Linked DNA regions of Mus musculus: region 2 is linked to region 1. A link is a contact called in ENCODE Hi-C or POLR2A ChIA-PET data. All regions are on one chromosome and are shown on one strand. The core of a region is the stretch at or near the end of the contact, and the rest is flanking DNA. Distances in the headings are between cores, read along the strand shown. Region 1 holds the start of Mrpl36 (mitochondrial ribosomal protein L36). Region 2 holds the start of Cep72 (centrosomal protein 72).

The links. Hi-C counts contacts between places; a loop is a spot of excess contacts on that map. ChIA-PET counts read pairs that join two places held with the same protein, here RNA polymerase II (POLR2A).
Region 2: a map of T-helper 1 cell shows a loop between it and region 1 (4-fold over the local background). The contact joins the promoter of Cep72 here to the promoter of Mrpl36 in region 1. A Hi-C loop is called at or near these places in 1 of 37 maps with a recorded cell type or tissue (T-helper 1 cell). POLR2A ChIA-PET finds 5 or more read pairs at or near these places in 1 of 5 experiments (embryonic stem cell).

The regions. Positions count from the first base shown.
Region 1 is chr13:73,327,520-73,334,289 of GRCm38, reverse strand. Mrpl36 (mitochondrial ribosomal protein L36) reads right to left here and starts at 3,281. Exons shown (of 2, transcript NM_053163.1): 1 at 3,199-3,281; 2 at 2,112-2,930. The coding sequence starts at 2,917. The coding sequence ends at 2,609. Ndufs6 (NADH:ubiquinone oxidoreductase core subunit S6) reads left to right here and starts at 5,808. Exons shown (of 4, transcript NM_010888.2): 1 at 5,808-5,951. The coding sequence starts at 5,844.
Region 2 is chr13:74,059,950-74,066,719 of GRCm38, reverse strand. It overlaps Cep72 (centrosomal protein 72), which reads left to right and starts at 4,435. Exons shown (of 12, transcript NM_028959.3): 1 at 4,435-4,536. The coding sequence starts at 4,458.

The DNA of each region.
Region 1 (6,770 bases), core at 2,032-4,531:
CTCAGAGGCGTCACTGACATTGGTATGTGGTGTCGTCTCCAGAAGACAAGACTACAGCTAGTGCCCTGAAGATCAGACAAACTGCCTCACTGAGCTCTTCCCAATGACTCCAAACTGTGTACCATGAGAGTTGCCCAAGAGGTGAGCCTAGCTTCTTCCACTTCTTTCAAATAGCTACAAGTGTTTCATACAGACAGAAATCATACCCTGACCCTGGCCCTGCCTGTAGCTAGACACTAGGGTTAATGAGTTAGGCTATTCAAAGGTTTACTTATTTCTACTGGAAATGACTTCTACTGGAGAATTCTGGAAATAAAAGGATGACAAATGTCCTGTGATTGTTTATTTCTCCACCTTCAGTGAAAGGAGCCAGTTCAAGCCAGATTAGATTATATGCAAGGCAGGTTTACTGGGTAGCTACTCTCAGGTGGGTGAGTTCACTAGCCACAAGGACTAAGGCCAGGAAGGTCACCATGGGGAAAGTGGGGGAAGGGGAGAAAGAAAGGTGTGCGCGTGGTGGGGGGAGACAGAGACACACAGAGAGACAGACAGAGACAGAAAGAGAGAAAAAAAGAGGAGTAGTAAGAAGAGGAGAAGACCAAAATGTTTGGATTATATAGGTAGGAGCCCCTGGGGGAAGAGCAGCCCAGCCCCTGGGCTGGAGAGTTCAGGTTTGTGGGGCAGGGTATGACAGGTAGGGACTGAGGGATGCTGGGAGAACCAGCAGGGCAGGTCTGCTTTGATATGTAAAGTATACACCTCAGTCCCTTGTCCTGGGGCCTGAAACCAATTGTCCTGTATCACTAATACAGTGACAGGCACACACCAAGGACTGCGTGCCACATTCTTCTGACGCTAACATTATAGTTTTGAAACTTATAACTTCCCATCTTACAGCCAGGGACCGGAGGCACCCAGAGCAGAATGCCACACAGCTGAAAATGGTGGGGTTGGGCTTCACCTCTTAGCTGTCCTGTTACACATTATCGCCTCCCAAGTCCAAGAGGCAGAACTAAAGTGACCACCATGGAAGGGTGCTTACAGCCAGGCTGGTCCGGTCACCCTGGCCCAGGGTCTTCTGCTGGCTAAGTGGGTTCCTGCGCCTCACCTCCTGCTGGCTGGGCCCATCAGAAACTTACTGCAGAGTTCAGGACTGAACACTATCCGCATGTGATGTGGTGTGAATGATGAACCAGAGAACTTGCTATCGTTTGTGCTAGGTCCTATTAAGGCGCCATTTGCTCTCCCTGTGTCCTCAGACTCTCTCCCGGGCTTCAGGTTCACAGATAAGCTTATACAAACCCTTCAAAAGGCAACAGATCAAAGCACATGGTTTCTCTGCCTCCCTTAAAAATAACATTATTGCCAGGACCTCTCTTTTCAAAGTCTTGTCTGGAGGATCTCTGCTTAAACTTTCTTGCTTAGCAACTATCAGACCTAGTGCTGTGAGCACTTCTTAACGGCTATTTTAAGATCCCAGGAAAAGGCAATGGTTATCTCCTGTAGCTACCTATTGAAACTATCTCTGAATTCACAGTACTCCAAGAAAATGATAGAGGGTACCAGCAGCTACCAGGTATAATTCCTTACAGAGGACAGCAGGTTCACAGCACTCGACATCAATCACAGGGCCACAAAACACGCTAGTCTGGAATCAGTTGGTAGACTACACCAGGTGAACCTGAAGTTCAACAGATTAATGGGACTTAGAACCACAAAAAGGCATAGTGTCAAAGACCAGGAGAAACATGAACCCCAGGCCCGCTTTTTTAAAGATTTATTATATGTAAGTTCACTGTAGCTGTCTTCAGAAACCCCAGAAGAGGGCATCAGATCTCATTACGGAGGGTTGTGAGCCATCACGTGTTTGCTGGGATTTGAACTCAGGGCCTTTAGAAGAGCAGTCAGTGTGCTCTTAACTGCTAAGCCATCTCTCCAGCCCTCAGGCCCGATTTTTAATAGTGACAACCGCAAGATTTGAAAAATTGCTGGTGTCCTAGCACTCCCTGCAGAAGCCAGCATGCTCTGTTACCTTCTTTGAACTGAAAATGTACTAACCTCCTTCTGAAAGCATTAGTTTGGTGGTAATAAAGAACACTACTACTCCAGAGTGTAAGAACAGTCATGACAAATATTTTTAATTGGTATCCAAAAGACATTTCTATGTAAACAAGGTTTTCCTTGAGTAAAGACTGGGATAGTTGCTACACAAGAACATCGTTTGTTCTTAAATTGGGATTGTTGCACACCCCACAAGAGCTTTTTGGCTCAGGCAGCCTCTTAAAGCACTTACAATCTGCTGCATATGGTAACAAATGGCAGAGGCAGGAGTTTCTCTCCAAGTTTCAGGTCAACCAGGGTTACCGAGCCAGACTTTGTCTCAAGAGATAAAGCTGGCTCTGTATTCCTGCTTCATACACAGCTACTGTAACAATCCTTCTCCATCGGCAGCTCTGGTCTGATTAGATGTGAAGGAATTGGGCTATGATGTGGGGAAAGGGGGGTTCAACAAAGCCCTAAGGCCCATGGATCTTACAGAATGCTTAATGTTTATTTTTCTCTGATAAGGTGAAATGAATTTTCCATGGACACTGCTTGAAGACAAGGGCTACATTTGTCGCTGTTTATGCTTGGGGTTGGTCTTACAGAGGATAAACCAGCGCCCACGCCTCTTCACCTTGTAGCAGTCTTTACAGCGCTTCTTGATGACACCTTTGGTTTTGAAGCCCAGCGAGGGCAGCAGGGTCGGCAAGGGACGGCCACAGAGAACTGAGCGCACCTCTGCGCAGGGTTTGGCGCGTGGCAATGTCCCCAGCAGGAACGAGGAGAAGACTCGGGGCTTCACCGCGAGGCGACTCAGGTGCAGGAACGGGTCCACCACCGAAGCCACCACGCTCCGTACAAGCAGTGCGGCCATGCCGAGCCCAGACCTGGGGGAAGAGAAGCGTGGTCATCCTGTGCTGCACGTCTGCCAGTCCCTAGGCCCTCCCCTATCAAGGTTACTTGGCATCAGAGGTCAGAGCACACATGCCAGGGTTGCACTCTGGGCTCCGCGTCTCCATGTGCCCAGGCCTGCGCACTCCGGAGAAGCCGCAGATTCCGGAGGCTCACTCACGCCGGCCAGGGACCCCGCCCGCACTCCCGGCCAGCAGCTCTGGCACCACCTCTGCCTGCCCCCATGAAACCTGGGACCCACACCTGGGAAGGGGTGCCACCGGCGGAGAAGTCCTTAATCAACTTCGGGCGCCGGTTAGCGAAGCTTCCGCGTCTGCGCAGTGGAGTGGGACGCCACCGCCAGGAAGAAAGATGGCGTAAGGTCACGTGGGATGACGTGTGCTGTGCAGAGGACGACTAAGGAGCAGATAAAGCCTTCCTTGTCTCAGTATTCTTTATCCAGAATCCTGCACTCTAAGCTCTGCCTCTGCAGATGCTGGGACCAAGACCGGTGCCCATGGGAGAAGAAAAAAAAAAAAGACAGAAAAAGCAGGCTTTGACTGTAAAAGAAACTGCAAACAGTGAATATATTGGAAACAAAACAAAACCCAACATTCAGACAAAATGTACAGGTCATATGTTTACATTAAGAGACGTTCTGGCAGACATGGGAAAGGCCAGAGGAGCAAGTGCAGACACTGCTCTAGTTAAGTCCCTACCCGCGAACTAGGAAAAGCAACAAGGAACGTGGAAAGACCAACATACACCATTACTGATTTCTACAGTTAATTTCCATATATATACATGTATATATGTATATATGTGTGCGTACAGGTAATTCCTATATATAGGGCTTCTACAGTTAATTCATATACATTGGATTTCAGGTGGTTCGTAAATCTACCCATCTTATTTTTATGTATAGCAAAGTAGGTTGTCATTAAGGCTAATGTAGTTCTCTCTAACTCCCAGTCTCACCCTTCACACTAAGCACCCATAGGAATACCTTGAGTTCCAGCCAATAGATGACTGTGAGCATTCACTTCTGTATTTGCCAGAACACAGGGCCCCTAATGAAGGAGCTAGAGAAAGTACCCAAGGAGCTAAAGGGGTTGACAACCCTATAGGAGGAACAACAATATGAACTAACCAGTAAACACCGCCCCCCCCCCCCAGCTGTGTCTCTGGTTGCATATGTAGCAGAGGATGACCTAGTCGGCCATCAATGGGAGGAGAGGCCCTTGGTCTTTCTTTGGGGATTATATGCCCTAGTTCAGGGCAATGCCAGGGCCAGGAAGTGGGAGTGGGTGGGTTGGGGAGGGGGGAGGGAGGAGGGTATAGGGGACTTTGGGGGATAGCATTTGAAATGTAAATGAAGAAAATATCTAATAAAAATGCCTAAAAAAAAAAAAAAAAAAGAAAGAAAGAAAGAAAAGGAAAAAAGGACTCCAGAGTTCTAGCAATTAAAAAAAATAATGTGGGTCAGAGAGATGGCCTGGGAGTCACAAGTGCTTTCCATGCAAGTCTGTAGACCTCAGTTCAGTCCCCAGAACTCACATGGAAAAAGAGACTGGCTTCCTCCAACTTCCACATGTGCTCTGTGGCACCTGTGTATGAACTCACATGTGTGTGAACTCATACACAGACAGGGGGTGTTAGGGTTTAAATAGAGACTTAGGGCTGGAGAGATAGCTTGATGGCTAAGAGCACCTGCTACTCTTGCAGAAGACCATCATTCTGTTCCCAGCACCCACACAACTACTCAAATGGACTGTAACTTGACCTGTCTGGAGATCCTGTGCCCTTCTCTTGGTACCAGGTAACCACACACATGGCCATATATAAATGTATACACTCATACATATAAAATAAATCCTTTAAAAAGAGGGAGAATGAGACAAATCTGCAGGACAGGGTGTGGAGACATAAGCCTGAAATCCCAGCACTCCAAAGGCTGAGGCAGGAAGACAGTGAGTGCTAGGTTAGCCTGGCTTACAGAGCTTAAGGCTAGCCAGGGCATCTTAGGCCCACATTTATTGGGGCATTTTTCAACTTGGCGAGGTCTTTGTCCTTGTGTCTTAGGGCCCTCTCTGGTTACCCCTTTCGTCTTCAGACTCACCTAGTCCTTATGCTATAGCAGAGCACAGAAAGGTAGATACCAGGTCATTAACCTCCAATCCTGGCCAAGAGATCCCAAACAACACATGCTAGCTTCTGGCACTTTCTCGGAATTAGTGACCCGGCCCTGCTCTGAGTCTGGGGTCCCACCTGTCTACCTCTGAGCAAAGTTGTTCAGGCTACTTTGGGGTTTGACAGTATATGTCGTTCCAAGGGAGGTTCGGACTCAGATTCAAATGAGGCAGGAGAGGCCAAAACAGCCTTCAGAGTTACAGACTACGATTTGCATCAGGTTTTTTTCTACATAGCAGAGCTTTTCCGGACAGCTTTCCAATGCTGGGTAAACTTCCTTGCAGTCTAACTGGAAACTGAACTACTGCAGCGTTGCAAAAATGCTCAGAAATCTAACTTTCCTACACCAACATACAGGACCAGGAGAGTTGACTGCACAAACTGTTTCTTCTGCTGAACAACTTACTTCTTTACTCAAAACAAAACAGAAAACAAAAAACAAACCAACCCACGGAAAATCTGCATTTTCTCCATTGGCATAAAAGCACACACAGCGCATCTTCAGTTTCCGTCCCCCCACCCCCTGCCTTTGTCACACTAGTAACCTTTGAACACTGCGCACAGTTAAGCCGCAGCTCCGCATCCTATCCAGTTCCACCACCAGCCCCGCCAGCCGCTCAGGCATAGGACGAAAAAAGTTCCACAAGTACTCCCCGCCGACTGCTGTGCGCCTGCGCCGGCACTTGGTACGACGCGTGGGGTCAAGGGTCACCGGCAAGATGGCGGCGGTGCTGACCTTCCGCCGGCTGTTGACTCTCCCCAGGGCTGCACGGGGTTTCGGGGTTCAAGTGTCGCCGAGCGGGGAAAAGATCACGCATACCGGCCAGGTAACGGCCGCGCCCGCCATGCCTGGAACCCAAGACTGACGGTAGCAGGGAGCGCAGCAAGGTGTGCTTCTGCCAGGCTAGCGCGCGGCACTACTGGGCTCACCTTGTGCAACCCGCTGCTCCGGTTTCTAGCTGGTGGCTTTCGGTTGGGACTTGGATCTCCTCATTCTTTAGGCCATATCTTTATATTAAGTTCAATGTTTTAACAAATGATTGTTGTGTTTTGGACCCGGGACAGAGGACTGAGGTGCATATTTTACATATCAAAGGAGACCCGGCATGCAGGTTCTCCCAGCATTCCTCAGTCCCTACCTGGCGTTGCAGCCCAGGATCCTCCCTATATAATCCAGGCATTTTGGTTTCTCCCACCCTGTCTCTTTCTCCTCTCCTTGAACACACTCCCTTTCTCTCCCCCGACCCCTCCTCCTGTCCCAATGGTGACTTCTCTGGCCTCAATCCTTGGGGCCAGTGAACTCACCTGAGAGCGGCTTCCCAATAAACCTACCTTTAATATAATTTAATCTGGCTTGAATTGGTTCATTTCACCAGTGGAGAAATAGCCTATCAATAGTGTATAAAGCAACCCTAGCGTTCGTTCAATATAATAGTGAACCAAAAAATGAGAAACTATGTCTGCTGAAATGAAATCGCGCCTGTTGGAGTTGGCTACTTGTGAGGGCAGGAACTTTGTCTCCAGTCTGCACTCCAGCCTGTCATCCCCTGAGACCGTTCAGTACAAGTTCATTTTGCCTCTTAGTGGGTCTGTCTCCTCATCAATGGGTATAGGCCAAGGGGAACATCGTTCTATAGTATTTTCAA
Region 2 (6,770 bases), core at 3,186-5,685, 730 kb before region 1:
ATAGGGTCTGGGCCTGCTGACTAAGGCTGCTAAGCAAAGGAAAGTTTGTGTGATGGTAACAGGATGGTGCTGGGTGTAAGCTCTTTTTTTATAGGAAGCCATAAGCTTTCTACAACCTGGCAACCTGGGCTACACTGACAGAGTCTAGACAGAGAATGAGCTCCTCTAGACAGAATGAGCCTGGGCCTCAGAAACACTAGGCCTCAGCAGAAGGTGGCTGCTCCACTTTGATTGGGGCCTCACCCTGTCTCTTCTTGCAGTCTGCAAGCCTCAGTACAGATAGGTTGTGTGAGTGAATGGTTGAGGGAAATGCAAGGCATAGGGTAGTTCCTGGTGAGGACAAGGGCACAATGTTTATGGGGTGTTGTGTACCGTGGCATTCTTCAGGGACCCCAGTATTCCAGTTGGTTATACTCTGAGAGTTGCAGATACAGCTAGTTACCTGACCTTCCTCTCTGAAAATCATAGCTCAGCATTAGGGGCCAATGAGTACATTGAAGGAGCAGCTGCCCATCTAAGGATATCACACCAGGAAGGTCACAGCTATGGAAGTCACTGCCAGTGAAGATTCACCACCTGGAGGGACACATATGTGGCACCACACATGTGGGTCATGCCTGAGAGTTTATGCCTTATAGATCATCATCCAGGGGTCACACTTGAGTGGTATCCACCTCGGGGATCACTACCTAAGAGGCCCTTCCTCAAGGAGTGAGGTCTGGGCAATTTCTACCTAAAGGACCATATCTTGGGGGCTCATGCCTAGGGAGCCCCTACCCAGAGGTTCATGCCTGGGCAGTCTCTGCCTGCAAAGTCAGCACTGCAGGGTCACCATCTGGCAGGTTACATGAAGAGTCCTATATCAGGGAATTATGCCTATGAGAGCAAGCACCTGGTGAACACTGCTGTGGTACCCACCTTATCTCTTGGGTTTGGTGGTCACATTTGGAGCCTCTGCCACTTTTGCTGTTGTGGTACAGAACTCAAGCAGTCATAGAACTGGAAGTAGAGACATTTCACTGAGATGTCCATGCTGGGAACTAGCTCCCTCAGGCCTAGTGCCGAATAGATACCAAGGCAGTCTAGTCTTGGACAGAAGTGGCTGGGCTCTGGCCTCTGAGACCATGGGAGCTCTTTTGGGTATCATGTCAGTATGGCAAGGTTGATAATCCTGAGACTCACAAAAGAAAAAAAAAAAAAAAACCAGTTCCACAATACTGATCCAAATTTGAAACAAGCTTTAATTAAATACTGACCACGATGGACTCGGATCAGGTCTATTCCCTGGGATCCCAGCAAAAGTCCTGTGTTGTAGGAGGTCTTTAAAGGGCAAAACCACATGGATACCGTATTTCCCATGTGGTTTTGTGATTTTTCAAGAACTACAACTCTCAGCATTGCAGGAAGTTACCTGGTCCTTGGGCAGGTGGAGCTTACAAGTTGACTTTGGCTCTTACAGGTAACCCAGCTGCTATCTATGGCTTAGCCTTTGGTTCCTAGGGCAGGACAACGCCAATGGACCATCCTCACCAACTACATAACAGTGTTTTCAAACTCCTGGATACAGTGTCCCACTTCAGTAACTCATGGCCTGAAGTGACTTCAGCCTGGTCTTAGCTGACCTAATAACCTCTGACCCGGGTTAGTGGAACCTGGGTCACTGACTTTGAATTCTCACCTTTCCAGAAACAGGATAGAATTCAAACCAGAGGTGCTTTCTAAATGCACTGAGAGGTAAGCTACAGCTAAGCCTGGATAGAGCAGACTCCCTCCCTAGCCATCAATCAGCTGTGAGAACCAGTGACCTCACAGTTTCTCCACACAGTATATCAGAGATCGCCTCCTGCTCATGTTCCTCACTAAACTGTTTTCCCCCCGTGCTACTCTGGGCAAAGTATAAGAGCAGAATGTGGTCCCCCTCACTGGATTTAGCTTATGGGGAAAGGAAGATACAATGATACAGACCTCCAGGCTCACACCAATTATGTAAAGCAGCCATGGGAAGGGCATTGCTTGACATATCTGTATGTTTTACTGTATATGTGGGGGGTAGAAGTGGGAAATATATTGATAACTGCCAGGTATTAATGTTGATCTTAACTGGTAAAGATATGGCTAGGGAGAAGAGTAAAAAACAGTTACAACAGGGAGGTTAGCGGGCCCTAGATCAGAGCCTCCTCAAGAAGGGGAGCAATGGAGAGCCTCCTTTACCCCTCCCTCTACCCTTATTCCTGCTTCACTCCTTGAGATGGCAATGGTTTTTGCCTTCAAGGGTGACAGCCATTCTGCATTCAGCCACAGCTTTATATTTCTCTCATACAGCCCCTGCTTCAGTCTCCTCCTGATGGCTCTGACTGCTTGCTCGCGATCCTTTGTCTACACTACTGGGTTCTAACATTAGTCTGGGGATATGCAGTCAGAGCCAGCGCCTCTAGCAACTATGTGCCTTGCACCAGTGGGAGGTCCACCTATGAGCATGGAAGCATTCTTTTCAACATTGCCAACAGGCTGGTGTGGCTCCTGATTGACTTTAGGAGGAAGTACTGTGGTATGCACATAAGCCCAGCTTTTGTAACAGGAAGGAGAGATCTAACTAGCTAAGGAAACATACTAGAGTATTGCCCCTACAAGAGAATGAGGAGCGCTAACAATGTCATGTCACCCATAGCTCTAAGAGGCCCACTGAGGATGCAGGGCCCTCCTCCTATCTAAAACTCTCAGTCTTGATGGCACCTCCTCCTTTTACTCCCTATGGCCAAAGACAGTCATGGAGAAAGGCAGAAACCCTCAGGGGCCAGCTTGAACCTATATTTTCTTCAGGCACATATGGGTGGGTCAGCCTCAGGCTGCCCTGCCTCCCTCCTGGTCTTTTTGAAGATGACTATATATTTTGTGCCCACATGTTTAGAGATTCAGGCTGGAGAGTGAAAGCCTCCATGGAAGATCCTAGAAAACCACAAGGGGTATCAGGTAGAAAGAGCCAGAGAGGCCTCCTCTGCTCCCACCAATGTCCAGCTGGCCTAGGTTGTGGGTCTTAAGCAGCACATGTTTTGGCATGTCCTACAGAGAGAGCATACAAAAAGAAGCACAAGCCTTATACATGGCAACAGTGGCTCTTCTTACCCCATCTCAGACAGCTGATGAATGCCAAGGTTGGGAGCAGCATGGGGGGGGGGTGTGTATGTGAGATCAACAGAATGTTCTGGGTAGGACTGCCTGCCAACTCTCCAGGTAGTAGGGAAGACCAGGCTGTGGGACTCCAGCTAAGGAAGGTTCCTGCTAACCTCCAGGTCTAGTTGGGAAAGCTTTATGAACTATGAGGCAGAAGGGATTGTTCCTGATGTGACCCAGCCTGGCTCATCATCTCTATCTCCGAGTCACAACACTGTTCCTTGCTCTGTGTCTTCACCAGCACCAAATCAAGTTCAAGTGCTGCTGGCTCACTCCTAAACACCTCAAATGGAACTTAAGGACATAAAACAGCTTAAATGCATGTAGGTTTGGCCACAGTCTAATGTTACCACGGCAGATGGTATTTAATAAACCACCGGAAAGAGTACTTGGTAGTAATTAATCATTAGCATAACCTTTTACTGAGGCTTGTAAGAAATCATAGGCTTGTAGGAATCTTTGCAGGGTGCAAAGCTAATCCTTGTCCCTCTTTCTTCAGTGAAGATGTAAAACGTTAGTAAACAGAAACGTTACTTCCCAAGTTTCTACTGGCACTTTCATTGCAGTAGAAAAGCTGGTCTTGGGTCTGTCCCTGACAGACCATCCGTCTCCCCAAGGTCCCACTTGGACTCTGATCTTGGTCAGAGAAAATAGAATAAGAGAGGGTGATTGAAATCTGTGTTGTGTCCTGAGGCGCCACATGTCTTAGATGGCAAGCATACAAGCCTTAATTTGCTTCTGAAAAGCTTAGTTATCTCTCCAATGCCTGGAAGTTATTAGTAGACCCCAGGTTTGATGAAAGGACTTTCAATGTGTCTTAGTTAGGAGAAATTTTTTTTTTTTTTTTTTTTTTTTTTTGCACACAGCCTGTCTCTCCAGCCACATGATGAGAACTTTTGGAAGTGCGTGGGGGTTGGCGGGGGGGGGGGGGGGGAGCATCTCAGGGGCTGGGACAGGAAGAAACCTTAGGAGAGAAGGCTCCTGGAGGGAGTAGGAAATGAATGGAAGTGGGAGTAGGTGCGAATGCCCCGGGCACTAACAGCTGTTTCCACAAACCGCACTGAACGCAATGGGGTTGTCCTGGGGAGGAGCCAGAGCAGGGTGAGGTTGCACTCAGAGCTCAGCGGATTAGGATGGCTTGGGTGAACCTGTCCCAAAGAAAGTTTTAAACACAGCCGAAGCTCCGCCCACCCTCCTGGGCCCGCCCCTTGCAGGCTTGGTCCCGCCCGCCCGTTCCAGATCACGTCACAGCGCAGGCGCCGCGCGCCAGCGTCCGGTTTGAAAACATGGCGCCAGGCCAGCGGTTGGTTTTGTGTGAAGAGACTGTACGAGAGCGCAGCGGCCTGGGTCCCCACCGCGACCTGGGTGCGTGGGGGACAGACTGGGTTGGCCTGCCGGGCCTGATAGCTCTGCCTCCGTGCGAATGGCACTTGACCACAAACGGTCTCGGCCCGTGGGGCAAGGAGGCGGGGCCGGCTGGGCGGGTTTGTGGGGAAGGGCGTGGCTAAGGTCCTGGAGAGCCGGTGGACGCGGCCTGGGTTTTCTGTGGGACCGCGGTCAGGCTGAGCCCCCCGCTTCTTTTTTGCAGCAGCTTTCATCTGTCTTCCTGGGTTCCTACATGGCATTTCGCTTATGAAGATGCAGGTCTCTTTTTATATGGTTTGGACATCAAGGCCCCATTACGTTTTGAGCAAGAGATCGTGCGGAATTTGTGTTGTGATTTTTTTTTTTTCCTTTTTAACTTTTTTCCCCTGGACTTTGACAGGGAAACCACGCAGGCCTAGAATTTTCCATTGTTGAAGATTTTCGATTACCATTTTTTAAATTCGATTACGATTTTTAAACTTATAGTGGTTTCACCTAGAGTGCATTTTCGTTATCTAAATCGTTTTTTCTTGATTGTCAACCATATCTACATAGAACTGACTACAGCATTCTCTTACTATTTTATTAATGCTTGTGGGGCCTGTAGGGATATTCCCCATTTTCATAAATGGTACTTAATCTGGCTCTATCTTTCAGTCATGTTGGAGATATACGGTTTTTGGTCATGCCAAAGACACCACTTTTGGGTTGGTTGATTTGTCTTCACTGTTTTTAAATTTTACCTTTTTCTCTGTGCTTGCTTTGCATTTATTTTCCTCTTTAGATTCTAGAAGTGAAACGTGTGGATTAAAGCTTGTTTTATAATTTAAATCTCTTAATCTGTACATTTCTCTTTACGTATCACATAGCTGCACACACTAACACATTTGTTAGTGTTTATATTTCTACTGTGTGTTAAGGTACTGGAGATAGAACATAGGGCTTTGCATATGCTAAGCAAATGCCCTGTCATGGGACTTCACCCCAAACGTTTTTTTAATTTTTCAAGTGTGTTATTAAGCCAAGATGACCTTGATCTCCATTTTTAACGGAACCTGGCCTTGGAATTTTAGTCCGACACTCAAGTGGCTAGGATTGCAGGCAGTTGCCACCATGACTGGTTCTAATTTTCATTGATTTTAATATGCTTTTCAAATATCCCTTTAGGTATCTTCTTAGACCTCCAAATTATTTAGTGATTGCTCACATTTTTATTCTTTAGGGATGTCTTTTTAACGAATTATGTGTCGGGAGGTTTTCTTGTTTTTTTGTGTGTAATTCTATTATTGTCAGAGAACATACTGTGTATGATTTTGGTTCGCTTAAGTCTGCAGAGATTGTTTAATGCCCAAGAATCTGGTTTCTCTTGGAGAGTGTTCCAAGTACATGTAAAAACTGTGTCAGGTTGATTTTATTGGCTGATAGTATTCAGGTCAACCAGGAGGATTCTCTGTATAAAGACTTTGTTATTTAGTAAGAGGGTATATTAGTTGGTTTTCTCATTTCCTATGTGGGGGAAAAAAAACCGACAAGAAGCAACTTAAGGGGCTGGCAAGATGGCTCAGTGGTTAAGAGTGCCGACTGCTCTTCCGAAGGTCCCGAGTTCAAATCCCAGCAACCACATGGTGACTCACAACCATCCGTAACGAAATCTGATGTCCTCTTCTGGAGTGTCTGAAGACAGCTACAGTGTACTTACATATAATAAATAAAATAAATCTTTTTTAAAAAAAAAAAGAAAAAGAAGCAACTTAAGAGTGAGAAGGTTTATTTTGACTCACAGCTGGAGGAGATAAAAGTCAAGGTGAGGAAGGCATAGTGGCTAGGGTGTAGGGTAGCTGTTCACATTGCGTTTGCAGTTAGGAAGCAAATAGCAATGAATACTAGTGCTCAGCCTGCTCGCCTCCATTATTTGCTCTTGCTTGCTTGCTTGCTTGCTTGCTTGCTTGCAAGTCAGGGTCTTTCTATGTAGCTCTGGCTGACCAGGAACTTGTAAGAAGTAGTGGTCCATAGCTGTAATCCTGGACTCAGGAACTTGAAGCAAGACGATCTAGCATTCAGGGCCATTCTTGGCTGTCTGGATTTGTCTCAAAAGCAAACAAACAAACAAAATCAAGAACATTTTAAAAAGACAGTATTCAGGGCTCTTGAGATAGGCACAGGCCCTGATGCAGTAGGATTTTTGCAGTATGAGAAGATTCTGTTCCCAGTATGACATGGGCAAGTAGATGTTC